2 separate regions of the Homo sapiens genome follow, and region 2 is linked to region 1. A link is a loop called in an ENCODE intact Hi-C map of the cell type or tissue named here. Cell type or tissue: PC-3. All regions are shown on one strand. Links, peaks and the distances in the headings refer to the core of each region. The heading gives the core; the rest is flanking DNA.

Evidence for each region. Hi-C counts contacts between places; a loop is a spot of excess contacts. Peaks named below come from ENCODE experiments on the same cell type or tissue, not always from the same donor. Only the 100,000 strongest peaks of a DNase experiment are listed, where the experiment ranks them.
Region 2: it touches region 1 in a loop (5-fold over the local background); 3 of 110 quality-filtered maps call a loop at or near these places.

The regions. Positions count from the first base shown.
Region 1 is chr10:37,750,451-37,761,544 of GRCh38, forward strand. It overlaps a transcript of ZNF248 not described here. Among named protein-coding and RNA genes, the nearest start is that of ZNF248, 100 kb to the right of the region's middle. In PC-3, for the core only: CTCF peaks have their summits at 2,056 (motif pointing right), 4,470 (motif pointing left), 4,677 and 7,826; DNase peaks (open chromatin) are centred at 2,061 and 4,481; H3K27ac peaks cover 858 bases.
Region 2 is chr10:37,484,336-37,495,429 of GRCh38, forward strand. No RefSeq gene overlaps it. Among named protein-coding and RNA genes, the nearest start is that of LINC00993, 180 kb to the left of the region's middle. In PC-3, for the core only: a CTCF peak has its summit at 4,781; DNase peaks (open chromatin) are centred at 5,046 and 6,126; H3K4me3 peaks cover 1,678 bases; H3K27ac peaks cover 2,675 bases.

The DNA.
Region 1 (11,094 bases), core at 1,255-9,254:
TGTTACGCAGGTGTAAGTAACTGTGGGCTCAAACCAGTGACATTGTTTGGGACAGGAGGTGACAGAGCTAAGAGTCGGACATGGGACACACCTGTGCTCAGATGAACTTATTATTATTCATGGGAATTTAAGCAATTATTTTCCAATTTTAAATCTGTTTCCCCATTTGAAAAAAATTATTCCACATAAGTATTGTGAGCATTAAACAAAAGAATGTATGTTAAACATTTAGCTCAGAGCAAGGCACATAGCAAATGCTTAATAAATAATAGCCATTATTATCATTTGAGATTTTTCTGAAGTTATGTGGAAAATATCTTACCAACTTAGAAACACAATTTAAATGCCCTGAGAAGGAAGATTGACTCCAGGGAATGATCTCTTGTCCGTCAGGATAAAGCATTCTTAGGTGTCCAGCATACCTAGTCAGTTATGCAGTATACCTGGTCAGGTATCTACCATACCAAGTTAGGTGTCTACTGCACCTGGTCAGGTGTCCAGCATACCTAGTCATGTGTGCGGTATACCTGGTTAGGTGTCTAGCATACAGAGTTAGGTGCCTACCACACCTGGTCAGATGTCCAGCATACCTGGTCCTGTTTCCTTTAGGAGACATTTCCATTTTTGAAGGAAATTTTCAGGCTGATACACATAGTTTCCTTTTAGGAGTGGTATACAATCTATTAATTCAATAGCAGTTATTTTCCTTTCATCTGTTTTCTTGTTCTTCAATTCATTTTACATTTCTAATAGTTGCATTTACACATTTTTGCTCATTTAAAAACAGAAATGCACCCTTAGCACATTTATTAATAGGCATATTGTCCACAGAAAATTTATTCTCACTAAATACTGCTTTCCAATTTGTTGCTGGTATAGAGTCTCTTGAGGATTTTGCTTGACACCTGAGTTTTCAGTTTTTTCACCAAGATATCTAATGATAATTATATCAATATCTTGAATTCTATTAACTTACAGGTGCAGTAAACTTATTGGAACTATCCTTAATAATTTATTGAGCACCTACTATATGCCAGGCACTGCATCAAATCTAGTTACACTAAAATAAAAACTTAAAACTAAAAAATCTCAAATTCCTGTCTGAAAGAAATATTCAATTAATGTTGACTAAAATAAAATACTTGAATTATCTGGGTTTTCACTTATTGCATTACCCTGGGAAGGGCAACTACTTTAGGGTTATTCTTCCCTTGCTACTTCTCTTCAATGGTATTTCCTTCTCCATCTGTTTTTTAAACATGAACCAAGAGGCTGTTTGAAGCCAGAACCTTGATCACATGCACAGGGAAACCAACTGGTAAGTAGTTCCTGGATGAGTTCTCAGAAGTACCCGGAGTCCCGGGCCACGCTCATTGCTGGGGATCCAAGATAAGGGTTGACTTCTGTTGCAGGGAGACCCAGCTACAGCAGATGTGCTGTCATTTAGAAGGGAACCAGCAGGGTCGCCACCCCACCAACTTCACGAAAGCTCATCTGAGCCTTGCAAAGGGGCAGGATCAGGAGGGCAAAGTCAGCCCACGGTCCTGCAGTGAACCATGAAAATGCTGGAGACCATGGGTGTGCAGGCTGGCTCTTCAATTTGACTTCTATTAAAATAAAAACTTTAGAAAAATTAAACAGTTTAACTGAGCAAAGAATGATTTGCAAACCAGGCAGCCCCTAGAACCTGAAAGGGGTTCTAAGAGACTCTGCGGCTGCCCCATGGTTGGATAATATTAGGGACAGAAAAAGGAAAGTGAGGGACAGAAAACAGAAGTGAGGCACAGAAACAGCTGGACTGGTCACAGCTCCACCTCTGCCTTCTTTGAACACAGATTGAGCAGTCAGCCACCTGTGATTGGCCGAAGCTCTGATTGGTACAATCACAATTGTAGGTGCCAGCCTGTTACACATCCTGTTAGGTTACAGTTCACTGTGCATGGAGAAATCTTTTAGTGAGCTTAAACCACATAAGGAGGCAGCTTTAGGCTGAACTTAATGCTTGACAGCAGAGAACAACTTACAGTGGTCCAGGAGGGCCACCAGAGGACACTCCTGAACACTCCATCAGCCAGGGCCTTTCCATCCTCACAGCTAAGAGCCTTCTGCTCAAGCTAAAGACCAAGGAAGCAGCTCCAAGTGAGCCTACTGCCTTGGCGTGACTTCCTGAACATGCAAAGCTGACTGTGCATTGTCTTCCATAGCACATCTGGTCCCCGGGTGTGCAGGCCACTGCAGCATGAAGACTCATCAATCAGAGCAGATGCATGCTGGGGCAGAGCATAGGGGTCCCCAAATGGCCTGGGAGTTAGTCTTTTAATTTCTGAGTTTGGGAGTGGTGGGGGTCCAGGGAGAGAAGTGTGCTTGTCTGGGCAAGTGGGGTTAGTATAGGGACCCTGGGGCAGCTGCTATTTACTAACCAGTAAGAAAGTCTTTTTTTTTTTTTTCTGAGACAGAGTCTCGCTCTATCACCCAGGCTGGAGTGCAGTGGCACGATCTTGGCTCACTGCAACCTCCGCCTTCCAGGTTCAAGCAATTCTCATGCCTCAGTCCCCACCCCTCCTGACCCCAGTAACTGAGACTACAGGTGTGTGCCACCACGCCTGGCTAATTTTTGTATTTTTAGTAGAGAGAGGGTTTCACCATGTTGGCCAGGCTGGTCTTGAACTCCTGACCTCAAGTGATCTGCCCACCTCAGCTTCCCAAAGTCCTGGGATTATAGGCATGAACCACTGCGCCTGGCCATGTCTTTCCACATTCTAGAAAGCAGGCAATGGGCTCCGTTGGAATGACTGATGTTGCCCGGTCTGTCCAACTCCAGGCCCTGGCCTTTCCCAGCCTCCACTTCCCACGTAGCGACTTGAAGCAGCTTGTAGTTTCAGGCACGTCACACCATTCCACTCCTGCTCTTCTCTTGGGGCCTCCCGCCTTCTGTCCAGTTCACCCCCTTCCTCCTCATGTGCCCTTGGGGCCTCTGCTAAGACATACCCTTCTTCATGGGGTCTTTGCTCACTGGTCTGGGCTGGGCCATGCGGATGCTGCCTTCTTCACCCAAGTGCACATGCACACTTCTGTTGCTGTTCCCACGGTGTGACACAGAGGCTGGCCGAGCTCCACCTTCTTCCTAGATGGTCTCTATCCTCTGGGATTCTACATATGTGCAGGGGTCTTATTCTCTAGACCCCAAATGAGGACATTTGTCTGAAATATTGGCATTATTCCAAAACATGGAGGCCAGTCTAGAGTCGGGAGTTACCGTTGTGTAGCAGACCTCTAAATATCCTTTATGCTCGTCACGACTTTGAAGTCATAGTAGTTACCAGACCCACCACTAAATCTTTTTATTTTAATGCTCAGAGAAGCACGTAGACTATTCCCAAATAAGTTTTTAAAAATATTCTATATACTTTGTATATTTTTAAAATATTTGACAACTGGTTTTTAATAATAGTAATAGTTTATTAGATATTTTCCTTATTTATTTTCATATTTATTTTATCTAATTTAGGTGTTTTATTTTCTTAGGTATTTTAATAGTTTAAAAATATTCTGAGAAAGGGTCTTTAGGCTTCACGTGGCTATCAAAGAGACCCAATGCATAAAAAGATTAAGAATGTTTTTAGAGGATTTGAGGAAAGATAAAAGATAACTGTGAAGGCTGTCATCAAAAGTGTAAGGTGAAGACTCTAATTTGAGTAGAACCAGGGCTGTATGCCTGGTACACAGTGGTGCTCAAGCAAAGTTTATTGAATGATGAGTGACTGCATGGATGCTGGTTGGGCTCCTTTTGGGCTCCTAATGCCTGAGCCATTTAGCTGCTCCTATAAAGTGCACTAGTGGGTCACTATCCCTAAGGCCTTTGCTTCCAAGCACAGCCACTGTCTGAAGACAGTGCTGCCTGCATCTCTTGTGTTTTACTCATCTCCTGGATAGAGATATCTCATGTCTCCTGCAAGTCTTTGTTGAGGACTTGTCTGAACAAAGTCTTTTTTCTTTTCCAGGATGTTTGTGCAGCAAACAGCCTTAGAAGGTGGAGATAGTGTGTCCCTAGGAGCAAAGGGCAGTCATGCCTCCTGCCAGTGTAAAAGATCCAGGTTCTCTAAGCTCAGGGTCGCTGCTTCTCTCCTGTAGCACAACCCACTGCACATCCACATCATCTGGTCTTTTCCATCACCATGTGGGGCTTGACAAACTGGCATCACAAAATTCAGATACTCTGACTATGGCAGCTTCTGTGTGTAATAACATTGTTGTCCTCTGACACAGGTGTCTCATGTCTTCTGCCAGCTTTTGTGAAACTGGCAGGCTCAGGAGTTAGCTTGCAGGAGAGTAAAATCTCAGACCCTTTTCAGGTCTTGAAAGCTCACAGGGGAAACCTGGATCTGGGTCCACGTTGGGTGCCCCTTTCTCCAGAGCTGTAGTTGTCATTCTAGAAAGTCCAGAAGGCAGCAGAACAGTGACACTGCTGTGCCCTCTAGTGCCCACTGCAGGTTATGTATCAAGGGGAGAACTTGTAGGAACTCAGCTCTCAAGCTGTCTAAGAAGAAAGCTAACCATGCAGTCTCCTTTTAGCTTTGTTCCATAACAGAGTGTTGCAGGTACTCCATGTTACCTACCATTAGCCATTATTTTCCCCTAAGCTTTGGGTGAAATTTATAGCTGATCTCCTGAGAAGCTGTATTACAGCAGTCACTAGATGTGTGCTTTTTTTCTTCCTTTTTCCCTGGCAGGATCCATCCATGCTAGGTGCCAGGAATAATTCCAAGCCCTGAGATGTACCCACAGACCCAGTTCCTGCACTGTAGGGCTGGGTCTGAGTCTGCACTTAGCCAGAGACTCTGCAAAGGCCAAGATGAAAGAAAGATGATTTCTGTGGAGTTCTCATCCAGTGCTGTGTCTCAGCACTGATAGAAACGAGTCAGTTTTGCATGCCACATGTTTCCGTCCTTATTTAGATGTGGGGCTGCGACCTCCACAGATAGAATTTGGGAGGAGAGGGTCGAGGCAAACCAAATACAAAGGTGGCCCAGAGCAGCACAAGAGCCCAAGAGCTGTCACCATGCAGATCTTTGTGGTATTCATGGCCTCGTGTGTTTTGGGTAAATCTGACTCTGATGGGTGGGAAAGGGTCAGGCTTCCCCTCTATGCAGCTGCACACTCCTCCACTGTTGGCACCCTACCTATTCTATTTTTAGAGACAGGGTCTCACTCTGTCTCCCAGACTGGAGTGCAGTAGCACGATCATAGCTCATTGTAGCCTCCAATTACTGGGCTCAAGCAATCCTCCTGCTTTAGCCTCCTGAGCAGCTGGAACTACAGGTATACACCACTACACCTGGCTTTTTTTTTTAAGAGACAAGGTCTCACTATGTTGTCTAGGTTGGCCCTGAATTTCTGGTCTCAAGCAATCCTCCTATCTCAGCCTCTCAAAAGTTTAGGATTATAGGCATGACCCACTGCACTTGGCCACATCTAGTGAATTTTTTATTTTAGGTAATTTATGTTTTAGATCTATAATTTCCATGTGGTTTTTTCTGTAATTTATATTTCTATGCTGGGACTTCCCATTCATTTTCTCCTTCATTATGAACATATGTCATATATGACATTATGAGTATATGTTCTTGAACACAGTTTTTTGGGTTGTGTTTTTTTTTGAGACAAGAGTCTCACTCTGTCACCCAGGCTGGAGCGCTGTGGTACAATCTCGGCTCACTGCAACCTCCGCCTCCCAGATTCAAGCAATTCTCCTGCCTCAGCCTCCTGAGTAGCTGGGATTACAGGCATGTGCCACCACTGCCCGGCTAATTTTTGTATTTTTAGTAGAGACGGCGTTTCACCATGTTGGTCAGGCTGGTCTCAAACTCCTGACCTCGTGATCCACCCGCCTCAGCCTCCCAAAGTGCTGGGATTACAGGCATGAGCCACCGCACCCAGCCGAGCACAGTTTTAAAAGCCACATTAGGCCGGGCGCAGTGGCTCACACCTATAATCCCAGCGCTTTGGGAGGCCAAAAGGCAGGCAGATCACCTGAAGTCGGGAGTTTGAGACCAGGCTGACCAACACAGAGAAAACCCATCTCTACTAAAAATACAAAATTAGCCCGGTGTTGTGGCGCATGCCTGTAATCCCAGCTACGCGGAAGGCTGAGGCAGGAGAATCGCTTGAACCCAGGAGGCAGAGGTTGCGGTGAGCTGAGATTGTGCCATTGCACTCCAGCCTGGGGAAAAAGAGTGAAACTCCATCCAAAAAAAAAAAAGCCACTTTAAAAAACAACAACAACAAAAAAAAAACACTTTTCTGACCAGGTGTGGTGGCTCACACCTGTAATCCCAGCACTTTGGGAGGCCAAGGCGAGTGGATCACCTGAGGTCAGGCATTCGAGACCAGCCTGGCCAACATGGCGAAACCCTGTCTCTATTAAAAATAAAAAATAAAAAATTAGTCAGGCGTGGTGGCACATACCTGTAATCTCAGCTCGGGAGGCCGAGGCAGGAGAATCATTTGAACCTGGGAGGTGGAAGTTGCAGTGAGGCGAGATCATGCCACTGCACTCCAGCCCGGGCAACAAGAGTGAAACTCTGACTCAGAAAACAAACAAACAAAAAAATAACTTTTCCATGAAAATCTTGGTCATCTCAGAACTTGTCTCCATTGATTGTCTTTTCTTCTGATGTGGTTCATGTGTTTCTGTTTCTTCATATGCAAAGTGATTCTGGACGTTGTGTATGATAGATGGTAGAGACTCTGGGTTCTATATTGTTCCTCTAAATATTACTGATAGTTTCTCTTCCAGTAGTTAGTTTATTGTCTGGATTCAAACTCCAAGCTCTTTCTACTAGGTCGTGGAAAGCAGCTGAAATCTCTTCAGCCTAAGATGGCTTGGTTGGAATTTGCAGTTCAGATGTCAGCTAGATATACTAGCTGATTTTATGTACAGAATTTGGAACTCCACCCTCTGTGAATCTTTTTTCTTGGATTTCCTCCTTCACCTTCTAGTTGCCGTGGTATCCTTGAAACAATTTTGAACTTTCAGGAAAGTAGTAAGTACAGCACAAAAAAACTCAAGAATATACTAAACCAAATTTAACTTTCACCAATTGTTCTAATAAAGCCCTTTATAGGAAAAGAATCCATCCAGGGTTGTGTGGCTTACCCGGTTGTCTGATTTGGAGCAGTTCCTCCAGATCAGACAACCAAAGCAGTTCCTCAATTTGGAGCAGTTCCTCAGTTTCCTGCACTTTGATTACCTTGATGTTTTTGAGAATAACTCAGTCACTTTGTGGAATATACTTCAGTTTTCCTCTGTCTGATGTTTTCTCAGAAGTAGACCCAGAGTATCCTGTGGCTGAATTGCCACTGAAATGATGCCAAGTTGCCACTGTGTCCTCTCAGGAGGCACCATGATGCTGATTTAATCAATTACTGATGGTATTAACTTTGATCACTTGATCAAAACGGTGTTTGCTATGTTTTCCACTCTGTTTTTTCACCCTTGAATTACTAAGAATGTTGTAGAGTGATACTCTGAGACTATATCAAATACGATTCCTCATTCCACTTTCTTCCATTAATTTTGGTATCCACTCGTGTTTCTTGCCTGAAGTAATCATTACTGTGATGACAACCAAATGGTAATTTATTAGTACCATTATTCCTTCTGCATTTATCAGATAGGAAGAGCATTCTCTTCTCTTCATTCATTTGTATTAGTGTAGAGTTATGGATTTCTATTTTACTCAATGTTCTACAGTCCATTACTATCATTATTCTTACACTGTCCCAGATTCTGCCAATAGGGGTCCCTTTAGGTTGCTTTAAACTGTGTACTTTTGACAGTCTCATCATGCTGTGAACACTTCTTTACTTTTTCACACAAAAAAATATTTCAGGCTAATCTTGTAATTTCCTTGTCCCAGTCCTGCAATCAGCTATTTCTTCAAGGACACCAGGTTCTTTTAGTAAAGAATGGCATTTGGGAACCAAAATGTAGAAACCAGCTATGCTTATTACTACTAGTTTATTAGCGCTACCATGCCCCCTCAGTGGACAGAGTTGGGATGTGTGCATACAAGCAGCCACATTTGCACTTTTACATATTTCTTATTTTAATGAAAGTCATATACTCACAATAACACCTATTCCAAGCCAATGCCACAGTACTTATTCTATTTTCTCCCCTATATCTTTAAACTAAATTCTCATTCTGCTCAAAGAAGCAGGAGTTGCCTCTATTGCCTCATGCAAGAAAAATATTTCACAAATAATTAACACAAAGTACAAATATATAATCATATTGTTATTATCTTTTGAGATATTTCTACTAGATTCATTCTTACTTGATATTTCTGTTTCCCTGTTTTTAATGTTTTTGATGTAGCTTAACTGTAAAATCTCAGACAGTTCTGGGTGTAAAAGCTATCCTTCCCACAGGATATGCGTTGTCCTTACTTATCCCAATGCAGAAACACATCTGACATCTTATTCTTTATCTCTCAGTTCAGAGTGAAAGGGTTCTGAATGAGCTACAGAGAGAATGCTCTGCTGTCCTGTGCTAAAGGAGACCACTAGGCAAGGAAGGATCAGATGGACTCCCTTGGACCTCTCTTGGAAGCCACTTGTGCAGGTTTCTCACAGCCAACAAGGTTAACATGCAGCCCTGATCCTCAACTCCAACTCTCAAAGTTGGCTCTCAGAGCAGATTTGAAAAGCAGTAAAACATTCCTTTGGTTGCTAGACCCATGTAAAAAAGTATAATAAATTTAAAAAGAAAAGCAGTAAAGTGGTGTTTGGGGGCAGTCTGAGCCATCTGAGAGTTTTCTGAAGGTCTCATTTGTGCTGTGGTTCTTGGTTTACTGACTCTTCTGAGAGTATGATGGAAGCTACCAACACACTCCCCAGAAACATGCAGTTCACATATGAACAAGTTCATGAAACTATACATTGGGTGCTAGGTCAGGAAGTATGCTAAGTTACATCTGCTTATGAAACCCCTTAATGTGTTCCAGATGGGAGAAGGTGCGGAGGCAGGAGCAGGGGATGTGTTCCAGAGCTGTGAAGAATGAGGAGAGAAATTATCACCCAGACACTCACCCTGGCAAAAGGCCTTAATCCATTCATCTCTGTTAGTCACACAGATAACTATGGTCAGATAGATGGCTTAGTGAAAGCTGTCAGCTAACCAACAAGACAGAGCCTTTTTAGTAAAGATTAGTAGGCAGGTAGGCAGTGGTTAGAATGTTGCTCAGTCAGACAAGCAAATACCGAGTTGAGGTTAGAGCCCAAAGGCTCAATATTGTCTCCACATTCAGAGTGGGAAAATCTGCTCTGAATAGAATCACACATAACCCCAAATTGTGGCATCCTGAAGACATTTTTAAGCAGACAGAAAGAAAACCTGGAGATGCATCGGTGTCCAGATGAGGCTTCCATTTGCTGGAAATGAAGACAGACCTGCTGTGGAAGAACCGCTAGGCAGGGAGGAGGCAAAATCAGGGCTCAGGGAGCTGACCCCAAGCCAGTTGGTAATGTTGAGGTGGTTCTGAGGAGCAGAGCTGTCCAGAAGAGGGAAAAGCAGGTGCAATCTGAGTCCCAATCCCTGGATTCTGGCCTGATCTTGGAAAGCAAGGAAAAGTTTTTACACCTCAGGGTAATGCAAATCCAATCAGAATGCAAAACTTTTGTATGGGGTGAGGGAAACTAACAAATGGAGTAAATAAAACCTTTAACAAAAATATATGGGGGGAATAACTTCAAGAAATAGAAAATGCTGGGTTTTTTGTTTTGTTTTGTTTTTGAAAGAGGGTCTTGCTCTGTTGCCCAGGCTGGAGGGCAGTGGTGCAATGCACAGCTCACTGTAGTCTCAACTTCCCTGAGCTCAGGCAATCCTCCCACCTCAGCCTACTGAGTAGCCAGGTCTACAGGCACAAGCCACCAGGCCCAGATAATTTTCTGTAGAGACAGGCTTTCACTATGCTGCCCAGGCTGGTCTCAAACTCCTGGGTTCAATCTATCCACCCACCTTGGCCTCCCAAAGTGCTGGGATTATAGGCATGAGCCACTGTGCCTGGCCTAAAGTGCTATTCTTTATTAAAAGTATTATAGGCTGGGTGCAGTGGCTCATGCTTGTAATCCCAGCACTTTGGGGGACTGAGGCAGGCGGATCACAAGGTCAGCAGCTCGAGACAAGCCTGGTCAACATGGTGAAACCCCGTTTCTACTAAAAGTACAAAAATTAGCCTGGCATGGTGGTGCATGCCTGTAATCCCAGCTACTCAGGGGGCCGAGGCAGGAGAATTGCTTGAACCCAAGAGGCAGAGGTTGCAGTGAGCTGAGATCATGCCATTGCAGTCCAGCTCTGGATGACAGAGCAAGACTCTGTCTTGGGGGAAAAAAAAGTATTATAAAGACATACTAAAACATTACCTTTTGTATGAGCACAAACAAAGAAATCAGTGAAACAAATGTCAGAAACATAAAATGTCAGGATATTAGTATTTGTTGGCTTAATAATGAAACCACAAGAACGAGATGGCATGATGGTGCAGGCCTTTAGGGCATCTAGAAGAAAGGAGTCATTGCTTCCTGGATTGTGCAACATCCCAACTCCATCTGCCTTTCAAATGTCCATATGGTAACTTTTTCATGTAGACACATTTTCTCAACAGGGTTACTGGCAGTTCCAAGGTCACCAACAGACAGAATGTGATGATCTCCTACTACAAAAACCCACAGACTCTTATTGGCCCATCTTGGATTAAATGCCCTTCCCTGGAATAAATGTTGAGCCAGAAGGATGTGAAATCTCTGGAATATCTGCCATCCCTTAGGTCATGAAGGCAGGTTGGTAACTATAAGAACAGAGGGATGGGGTGCTGAGAAATACCTCTCATAAATGACCATTTAGCATGAAGATAGTATTTCAAATTAGTGGGAAAGGTGTGAACTGATCACATGGTGTAGAGAAAACTGGCTATTCATTTGGGAAAACAAAGTTAAATCCTTACCTCATAGCAACAACATAGGGACAGATCAATGAACAATTAAACTTAGTAAACATATTTTAAATATAAGATATACATGAGATAATGGTAA
Region 2 (11,094 bases), core at 953-8,952, 270 kb before region 1:
CAGCCTGGGTGACAGTGGGAGACTCTGTCTCAAAAAAAAAAAAAAAAGACAAGTGGCACTTCACCATTATTTGTTATTTCCCTAATAATGCCTGATACATAGTAGATGCTCAATCAGCATGGACTACAGGAAGGGTTACTTTGTAAAGATAACCAAGTACTTACCCAGAAAACATGTATGTAGGCTGTGTACAGTGGCTCATGCCTGTATTTCTAGGTTTCTGGGAGGCTGCTGTAGGACCACTTGAGGCCAGGAGTTTGAGACCAGTCTGGGCAACATAGTGAGACCCCATCTCTACAAGAAGAATTTTTTAAAAAATTTACTGGGCATGGTGGCATGCATCTATAGTCCCAGCTACTCAGAAGGCTGAGGCAGGAGGTTCACTTGAGCCCAAGAGTTTGAGGCTGAAGTGAGCTGTGATGGCACCACTGCACTCCAGCCTGGGTGACAGCAAGATCTTGTCTCTGAAACATTTTTTGTAAAACCAAGATTTGAACTTGGATTAAGGTGGTTCTAGAAGGGTGGTGCCCCAAGGCTTGGCAGACAGAGCAAGAAAAAAAAAATCCCCGCATGTATTTAAAGATAAAACCATATCAGAAAACTGCATTCTTGGGGATCAAGATCAAATCTTCATATCAGCATCTACTATCTATGTAGAAGGTCCTGTTCCCCTTTGTTAATTTCTAAACCTGGTTGTTAGATTAATACAATCATTGTTATTTCGTTTTAATTTTTTACTTGATATGATTTTTTTTTTTGAGACAAAGTCTTGCTCTGTCACCCAGGCTGGAGTGCAGTGGCAAAACCTTGGCTCACTGCAACCTCCACCTCCCAAGTTCAAGCAATTCTGCTGCCTCAACCTCCTGAGTAGCTGGGATTACAGGCACATGCCACCACACCTGGCTAATTTTTGTATATTTTAGTAGAGGTGGGATTTCGCCATGTTGGCTAGGCTGGTCTTGAACTCCTGACCTCAGGTGATCCGCCCACCTTGGCCTCCCAAAGTGCTGGGATTACAGGCAAGAGCTACCGCGCCTGGCCCCCTGATATGATTTTGAACAGGATCTTTATCTTCAGTGAAATGCTGATACTCCATTTCTTTGTGGAAACAGTCTTGACTTGTTGGGCACTTGGGCTGTTTCCAGTTTTGGGCTATTAGAGATAATGTCAGCTTCTTTGTCTACTGACGAAAGTGAAAATGGTGAAATGTGTCTATAGTCGAACCTTGACACTGTGTTCAGGCTCATTTTGGATGTATCTTTCAGTGCTTGAAGTTTGGCATCCTCTATAGTATAAACAAGATCAACAAAAATTGATTCCTGAGCCTCCTTCAGTGCTTGAAGTTTGGCATCCTCTATAGTATAAACAAGATCAACAAAAATTGATTCCTGAGCCTCCCAAGGGAAAAATTCAGACGATTTCCAAAGGAGATCAAAGAAAGATGTTCAATATAGAATTCAGGGTCACTGTGGAATCTTAATGATAAACTTTGGTATTTCCTTTGACCAAAATTATTTTAATAAATGCTCTAGCAATCACTGCCACCGGTACATTTTTTTTTTTTTAACCGAGGAGTGATTTAGGAATGGTAAGGTGATTTGCCTTGAGCCATAGAAGCTGGGGTGCTGACTGACTCATTCTGTATTCTGCAGCTTTTTAGGTAAAGAATTACCATGAATTTTTCCTTTTTTTTTCTTTCGAGATGGGGTCTCACTCTGTCACCCATTTAAGAGTGCAGTGGCACCATCATGGCTCACTGCAGCCTCAACCTCCCAGGCTCAAGCAATCCTCCCACCTCAGCCTCCCCAGTAGCTGGGACCAAGGCGCATACCATCATGCTCAGCTAATTTTTTGTATTTTTGGTAGAGATGGGGTTTTGTCATGTTGCCCAGGCTGGTATCACTCCTGGCCTCAAGCAATCCTCCCATCTTGACCTCCCAAAGTGCTGGAATTACAGGTGTGAGCCACTATGCCTGGCCAAGAATTACTATAATTTTATAATCAGAACAATGAAGTAACCAAAGTATACTTTTATTTGATGCTCAAATAAAACTAATCAAGTGATCTTGTTTTACAAGTGAAAAAGTCATGACAACAACAGTAGCTACTATTTATTGTCTGCCTTTGGTTTAGGTGTTTTACAGTCACTCACTGTCTATGTTCTTAAAACAACCTGGCAAAGTAGATAAAAGATGCTTCCTGACTTACATGATTCCGGTCTGTCCCAACAAACCATTGTAAGTTGAAAATGCTTTTATTTCATTAATTAATTAATTAATTTGAGACAGAGTCTCTCTCTGTCACCCAGCTGGGGTGTAGTGGCATGATCTCTGGTTACTGCAACCTCCACCTCCTGGGTTCAAACGATTCTCCTGCTTCAACCTCCCGAGTAGCTGGGATTACAGGTGTGTGCCATCACACCTGGCCAGTTTTTTTTATTTTTAGTAGAGACAGGGTTTCACCATGTTGGCCAAGCTGGTCTCCAACTCCTGACCTCAAATAATCTGCCCACCTTGGCCTCCCAAAATGCTGGGATTACAGGCATAAGCCACTGTGCCCAGCTGAAAATGCATTTAGTATAACTAACCCACCCAACATCACATCTTAGCCTGGCCTAACTTACATGTGCTCAGAACACTTACATTAGCCTAAAGTTGGGCAAAAACATCTCACCCAGAGCCTATTTTATACTAAAGTGTTGATTTGGGAGACCGAGGTAGGTGGATCACCTGAGGTCAGCAGTTGGAGACCAGCCTGGCCAACATGGTGAAACCCCGTCTTTACAAAAAATACAGAAAAATTAGCTGGATGTGGTGGTGCACACCTGTAATCCCAGCTACTCAGGAGGCTGAGGCAGGAGAATCACTTGAACCCAGGAGGCAGAGGTTGCAGTGAGCCGAGATCGTGCCATTGCACTCCAGCTTGGGCAACAAGAGCAAAACTGTGTCTCAAAAAATAATAAATAAATAAAGTGTTGAGTGTCTCATGGAATGTATTGAACATTGTACCAAAAATGAAAAGTGGAATGTTTTTATAGGTACGCAAAGTACCGTTTCTTTTTTTCTTTTCTTTCTTTTTTTGAGAAAGAGTTTCGCTGTCTTGCCCAGGATGGAATTCAGTGGTACAATCACGGCTCACTGCAACCTCCATATCCTGGGCTCAAGTGATTCTCCTGCCTCAGCCTCCTGAGTAGCTGAGACTATAAGCACTCACCAACACGCCTAACTTTCGTATTTTTAGTAGAGACAGGGTTTTGCCATGTTAACCAGGTTGGTCTTGAACTTCTGGGCTCAATTGATCCACCTGCCTCAGCCTCCCAAAGTGCCGGGATTACAGGCATGAGCCACCACCACACTCAGCCTCAAAGTACAGTTTCTACTAAATGCAGATTGTTTTCACATCATCATAAAGTTGAAAAATTATAAGTTAGGCTGGGCGCGGTGGCTCACACCTGTAATCCCAGCACTTTGGGAGGCTGAGGCAGGTGGATCACCTGAGGTCAGGAGTTCAAGACCAGCCTGGACAACGTGGTGAAACCCTGTCTCTACTAAAATACAAAATTAGCCAGGCATTGTGGTGGGCACCTGTAATCACAGGTACTTGGTAGGCTGAGGCAGGAGAATTCCTTGGACCTGGGAGGTGGAGGTTGCAGTGAGTTGAGATTGTGTCATTGTATTCCAGCCTGGGCAACAAGAACAAACTCCATCTCAAAAAAAAAAAAAAAAAAAAAAAAGAAAAGAAAAATAATAAGTTAAATTATTGTAAGTAGAGTACGATCTGTACTACTGTTATTTCCATTTTCCAGGTAAACAAAACTGAGGCTGAGAGGAGTTATGCAACTTGCTGCCCTTAAGGCCACAAAGCTAGAGCGTGGTGGAGGCAAAACAGTAGTGCCTAATTTACCACTTGCTTATTACCACTGAAAGAAAAGATGACATTTCCAGGTGTTTTGGGTGCTAATTCAATTCTTAAGTGTTTGTTTAGGATCTAGCAATGTTTGTCCCCCAGGGTAAGGGGTAGGGTATCTTAAAAGGTGACAAGTGGTATCCTTATATACAAGAGAGATTTTATCTTTTATCTCAGCCTTTTTTTTTTTTTTTAAGAGACAGGATCTCAGTCAGTCACCCAGCCTGGAGTGCAGTGGCATGACCTCAGCTCACTGCAACCTCTGCGTCCTGGGTTCAAGCGATTCTCATCCCTCAGCCTCCCAAGTAGCTGGGATTACAGGAGTGTGCCACCATGCCCGGCTTTTGTATTTCTAGTAGAGACGAGGTTTCACCATGTTGGCCAGGATGGTCTTGAACTCCTAACCTCAAATGATCCACTCACCTCAGCCTCCCAAAGTGCTGGGATGACAGATGTGAGCCACCGTGCCCAGCCTCAGCTTTTATGTCTATAAAATAGAGCTTTTACGGCTGGGCGTGGTTGGAAAATAAAAGATGTGAAACTATCCTCGGCTAGTATCCATCTGCCCCTTCTCTCAACCATGCATCATTTGTCACTTGCGGGGAAGGTGGAGGGAAGATCAAGATGGCAGATGGAGGAAGAGAGGACTTGGAAACCCTCGTTTCTTCTGATTTGCCTCTGACTTGAACTGAAGCTCATGCTCCCGTGAACCTGGAAACATTTTGATTTCTGGAAGGAGCTGCGTGCAGAAAGTCTGACTGGACCAAATTAAAACTTTGGGTTTTAGGTAGGCACAGCCACAAAAAAGTTGAAATTGGCATGTCTTGTCCAAGGCTACCTATCAATACAGAAATAGAAGTGGCTCTCTGGCCTGGCTGTCTGGGATTGTGATGCCTCATTGTGGGGCCTGCCTGTAACTGAAGGTTCTGCATGAGTCACAGATCTCCCTGGTGCAGGGCAGCAACCCAGTGGCTTGGTTAACTGGGGAGGGAAAGAGAGAAGTTTTTGTTTATGATCTCATTCCAATCAGAATGTTTCCAGACACCCAAATATTTGATTTGAGCCTGATTGCTAAGAGACCTCCCACTGGGACCAGCTGCCTGCAGGCAGGAGGGCAGTATTGGCGTCATTTCCGATTTCTGCCAATTTATTTTGAAACCAGAAAACCTAGAACCTCGGCCTCCTCAAGGCAACCAGGGGGAGAGGAGAGATCTGAATCAGAGGAAATACAGAGAGAAAAACCCGCTACCAGCGGGAGAGGAGAGATCTGAGTCAGAGGAACTACAGAGAGAAAAACCTGCTAATCTTCTGCCAGGGAGCTGTAGGAAGGTTTGGGATAGAATGATGACATCGTGCTTACTTACTTCATGGGAAATAGGTTGGTAGGGTAATGAAGAAGAAATTGAAGCTTTGTGCTTAGAAATGCAAGTTTCATCTTGAAGAAACCTCAGGGATTCCATAACAATGCTGGATTTCTGACTAATAACTGGGCGTCATGAAGGCTGCCCTGATTCACATTTGGAACCATACACCCAGATCTTGGGTTTTAATTGCCTAGTGACTTAAACCCCTTAGGGAAATGGCAGGATTAACACTGTCATGTGTAAGCCTGTGCAGGGTCAGTGCAAATGGGAGAGGTGGGGAAACCTGCTTCTGGCTTCCCTCCTTTCTCAGCAGAAGGCAGACAGCTGAAGGGAAAAGGCTTCACATCTGTATGGTATCAATGAACATTGGGCTTTCCCACACTAGTAGCAGCAGAACAGAAACTCTGGATGTGACCTCTATCCCCAGTGCCACTCTCAGGACCAAGTCGTGATAAATACAGACCTATAACTTTTTCCAGGGTTTTGTTGTTGTTGTTGTTGCCCAGGCTGGAGTGCAGTGGTGCAATCTCGGCTCACTGCAACCTCAAACTCCCAGATTCAAGCTATTCTTGTGCCTCAGCCTCCCATGTTGCTGGGACTGCAGGCACATGCCACCGCACCTGGCTAGTTTTTGTATTTTTAGTACAGATGGGGTTTCACTATGTTGGCCAGGCTGGTCACGATCTTCTGACCTCAGGGCAGGAGAAATTGGATGTCCCAACTCCAACAATCAGGCAGGAAGGGAAAAAGGAGCAAATTCCTCTTTCCTCCATCTGTTTGCTCTATTCAAGCCCTCAATGGATTGTTCAATGCCCTCCCACACTAGAGAGGGTTTTCTACTTCACCGTGACCCCATGGTGCGGTCAAGTTAACACATAAAATGACTCATCACAGTCTTCCTCTCAATGACATTCTGCGGAGCAGGACAGCACAGTGGGTTTTGCTTTCAGATGCAACCTTATTGCAGGCTCCACTCTTTTCTGATGAGCCATGTGATCTTGGGCAAGTTCTGATGCCTCAATTTCTCCAGCTGTCAAAACCTATCCTGATATAAATTGTTATACCATAAAGACAAATGCACTCATAGGTTCATCGCAGTACTATTCACAAAAGCAAAGACATGGAATCAACCTAGATGCCCACCAATGGTGGACTGGATAAAGAAAATCTGGAACATATGCACCATGGAGTACTATGCAGCCATAAAAAGAACAAAATCATGTCTTTTGCAGCAACATGAATGGAGCTGGAGGGCACTATCCTAAGTTAATAACACAGGAACGGAAAACCAAATACTGGCCAGACGTGGTGGCTCACACCTGTAATCCCAGCATTTTGGGAGGCCAAGGTGGGTGGATCACTTGAGGTCAGGAGTTCAAGACCAGCCTGGCCAACATAGCAAAACCCCATCTCTATTTATAAAAATATAAAAATTAGCGGGTAGGTGGTGCATGCCTGTAATCCCAGCTACTCAGGAGTCTGCGTCAGGAGAATCGCTTGAACCTGGGAAGCGGAGGTTATAGTGAGCTGAGATTGCACCACTGCACTCTACCCTGGGCCACAGAGTGAGACTCCATCTCAAATAAAAATAAAAGCAAATACTGTATGTTCTCACTCATAAGTGGGAGCTAAACATTGAGTACAGATGGATAAAAAGGGAACAACAGACAGCAGGGCCCACTGGAGGGTGGAGGGTAGGGAGAGGGTGAAGATTAAAAAACTACGTATCAGGCTGGCATGGTGGTTCATGCCTGTAATCCTAGCAATTTGGGAGGCCAAGATGGGTGGATCATTTAAGGCTAGAAGTTCGAGACCAGCCTGGCCAACATAGCAAAACCCCATGTCTACTAAAAAAAAAAAATACAAAAATTAGGCCAGGTGCGGTGGCTCATGCCTGTAATCCCAGCACTTTGGGAGGACAAGGTGGGTGGATCATGAGGTCAGGAGCTTGAGACCAGCCTTACCAACATGGTGAAACCCTGTCTGTACTAAAAATACAAAAATTAGCCAGGTGTGGTGGTGGGCACCTGTAATCTCAGCTACTCAGGAGGCTGAGGCAGGAGAATCACTTGAACCTGGCAGGCAGAGGTTGTAGTAAGCTGAGATTGTGTCACTGCACTCCAGCCTGGACAACAGAATGAGACTCTGTCTCAAACAACAACAACAACGATGAAGAAAACTACCTACCACATATTATGCTGATTACCTGGGTGACAAAATTATCTGTACACCAAACCCTTAGAACATGCAACTTAGCCATGTGACAAACCTGCACATGTACCACCTCAGCCTAAAATAAAAGTTGGAAAGAAAAAAAACCACGCTATCCTGAAAGAAGTATTTGCTGGGTTTTAAAAGGATGGGTAGTAGTTTGGCACTTGGAAAAAAAAAGTCACGGGAGGGAGCTTTAAATTAAATATGGAAATAGGAGACAGAGGGACAGGGCCTGGGTCTAGCACCATATGGGCCACCCAGGAACTAGCTTGTAAATCCCTCTGATTTGACTTTTATTTTTTTAGAGGAAGTCTCACTCTGTTGCCCAGCTGGAGTGCAGTGGCATGATCTTGGCTCACTGCAACCAACCTCTGCCTCCCAGGTTCAAGCAATTCTCCTGTCTCAGCCTCCCAAGTAGCTGGGATTACAGGCACATGTCACCACGCCTGGCTAATTTTTTTGTAGTTTTAGTAGAGATGGGGTTTCACCATATTGGACAGGCTGGTCTCAAACTCCTGACCTTAGGCAATCCACCTGCCTCAGCCTCCCAAAGTGCTAGGATTACAGGCATGAGCCACCGCGCCTGGCCTGGATTGACTTTGAAGGGCTCAAATCAAGTTTGCTTGACTGGGAAACAAGATGAGAAAGGAAATGCATGCACAGTTCCATGAACAAGGAAGTCTGGAAACCTAGAATGAATAGTTTGAACGTGATATGGAAGGTAATGGAGAATCACCAATGCAGTGCCCATCTGGGTCTCATGGTTACAGAAGGCATGAAATCAGCAGGCTCTGTCATTTCCATCTTGCAAACCAGCAAAAGATACCCTTACCATGTGGAATACTTAAGTATTAAATCCAGGGAGAATGTCCCTCAATAGATAAGTTTTTGCTGGTGAAGTCTGTGTGCCGAGAAATTCTGCAAGACATGCTTAAATTTGTTCCCCAGTCTTTGGTTAAATAGACCATGTCATCCAAGGTACCAACAACTTGCTTCCACCACGGAAGCTATTATGTCAGTGGTGCTGCATGATGACAGATATCCTTGCTAATGAGGAACATTGGCATGGAGGAGAAGGCCACTCCAAATAAGATGAATTGCTGCAGATGGAGAGCCAAAGTCTGCATGGAGATCTTGAATATTCCATAGGCTGTTCAGCCAAAATCTGTCTCTTAGTTTTTCAGTAATGATAGATGACAAAGCCTGGGGTAAAAATAAATCCACTTTCATGTTAGTTGTTTCTGGCTGGTTCAGCGGGAAACAGCATCGTTAACCTTCAGGGGACTGGGGGATGCCTGAGATCTGGAAGCTGGGGCCTCTTTAGGAGGAATGGTTGGGGAAGGCTGAGGGGCTAGAGAGTCACCCTAGGCTAAGTTCCTCCTCACTGTTCTCTTTTCTTAGTTATTGTGTAAATTTAATCAGGAGAAAAGCTCTTGTCAAGGCTGGTAATTGAAACATCTTTCTTAAATGCATCAGTTTAAGGCCAGCGATTGCATTAGGTCAGGTGTGGGGAAAAGAAAGAGAGCTCAGACTGTTACTGTGTCTATGTAGAAAGAAGTAGACATAAGAGACTCCATTTTGTTCTGCACTAAGAAAAATTCTTCTGTCTTGAGATGCTGTTAATCTGTAACCCTAGCCCCAACCCTGTGCTCACAGAGACAGGTGCTGTGTTGACTCAAGGTTTAATGGATTTAGGGCTATGTAGGATGTGCTTTGTTAAACAAGTGCTTGAAGGCACTATGATTGTAAAAGTCATCACCACTCTCTAATCTCAAGTACCCAGGGACACAACACACTGCGGAAGGCCACAGGGACCTCTGCCTAGGGAAGCCAGGAATTGTCCAAGCTTTCTCCCCATGTGATAGCCTGAGATATGGCCTGGTGGGAAGGGAAAGACCTGAACATCCCCCAGCCCGACACCTGTAAAGGGTCTGTGCTGAGGAGGATTAGTAAAAGAGGAAGGCCTCTTTGCAGTTGAGATAAGAGGAAGGCATTTGTCTCCTGCTCGTCCCTGGGCAATGGAATGTCTCAGTGTAAAACCTGATTGTATGTTCCATTTACTGAGGTAGGAGAAAACCACCTTAGGGCTGGAGGTGAGACATGCTGGTGGCAATACTGCTCTTTAATGCACCAGCAATACTGCTCTTTAATGCACCGAGATGTTTGTATACATGCACATCAAGGCACAGCACCTTTTCTTTACCTTGTTTATGACACAGAGTTCACATGTTTTCCTGCTGACCCTCTCCCCACTATTACCCTATTGTCCTGCCACATCCCCTCTCCAAGATGGTAGAGATAATGATCAATAAATACTGAGGGAACTTAGGTCTCAGTGCCAGCTCGCGTCCTCCGTATGCTGAGCGCCGGTCCCTTGGGCCCACTTTTCTTTCTCTATATTTTGTCTCTGTGTCTCTTTCTTTTCTCAGTCTCTTGTTCCACCTGACGAGAAACACCCACAGGTGTGGAGGGGCTGGCCCCCTTCAGTAAGGTACCTACATTTCATCCTGAGTACAGTTGTCATCCAAGCACCCCGCAGACTGGTTTATGTCCATCTGAGGTGTAAATTCCACAGAAACCTCAATTGGTGAGCAGTGGAAAAAGCAGTTGGACCTGAAATGCTGAGAGGCACTTAGCATTTGCCTCGAAACATTTTGGATGGGTATTTTCCCTTTATCCTTCCTCCATTTTCAGAAATACTTGGAGAAGTAGAAGACCCACAGTGGCCCAATAGCGGCAATATCATTAAAAAATAAAAATAAAAAGCTACAAGTCATTCACCTTTATAAAATATTGGTCTTTACTTACAGGTCTAAAATTAATTTTTTAATATTTTTTTTTTAGACAAGGTCTCACTCTGTTGCCCAGGCTGGAGTGCAGTGGTGCGATCTCGGCTCACTGCAACCTCTGTCTCCTGGGTTCAAGCGATTCCCCTGGGTCAGCCTCCCGAGTAGCTGGGACTACAGGTGCCTGCCACCATGCTCAGCTAATTTTTGTATTTTTAGTAGACACGGGTTTCGCCATGTTGGCCAGGCTGGTCTCAAACTCCTGACCTCATGTGATCCACCCACCTCGGCCTCCCTAAGTGCTAGAATTACAGGCGTGAGCCACTGTGCCCAGCTGGGTCTATACTTTAAATAAGAAAACTGCTATATGTTTCTGGTGTTAAGAGTCCAAAAGTTTGGGATCAGAAGAGTTAATGTCCACAGTTCCAAGGCATTCACAGGGAATAACATATTGGCAGCATCTTTCTACTTAATAGATTTTCTTGGCCAGACGCAGTGGTTCACACCTGTAATCCTAGCACTTTGGGAGGCCGAAGCGGGCAGATCACGAGGTCAGCAGTTCGAGACCAGCCTGGCAAACATGGTGAAACCCCATCTCTACTAAAAATACAAAAATTAGCTGGGCGTGGTGGCAGGCGCCTGTAATTCTAGCTACTCAGGAGGCTGAGGCAAGAGAATCACTTGAACCCAGGAGGTGGAGGTTGTAGTGAGCCCAGACCATGCCATTGCACTCCAGCTGGGTGACATAACAAAGAGACTAGTGATATTGTTCCCTTTCTCTATGAATCTGTTGAAATTTGAACTTGAAAGAGACGATTTAGGGT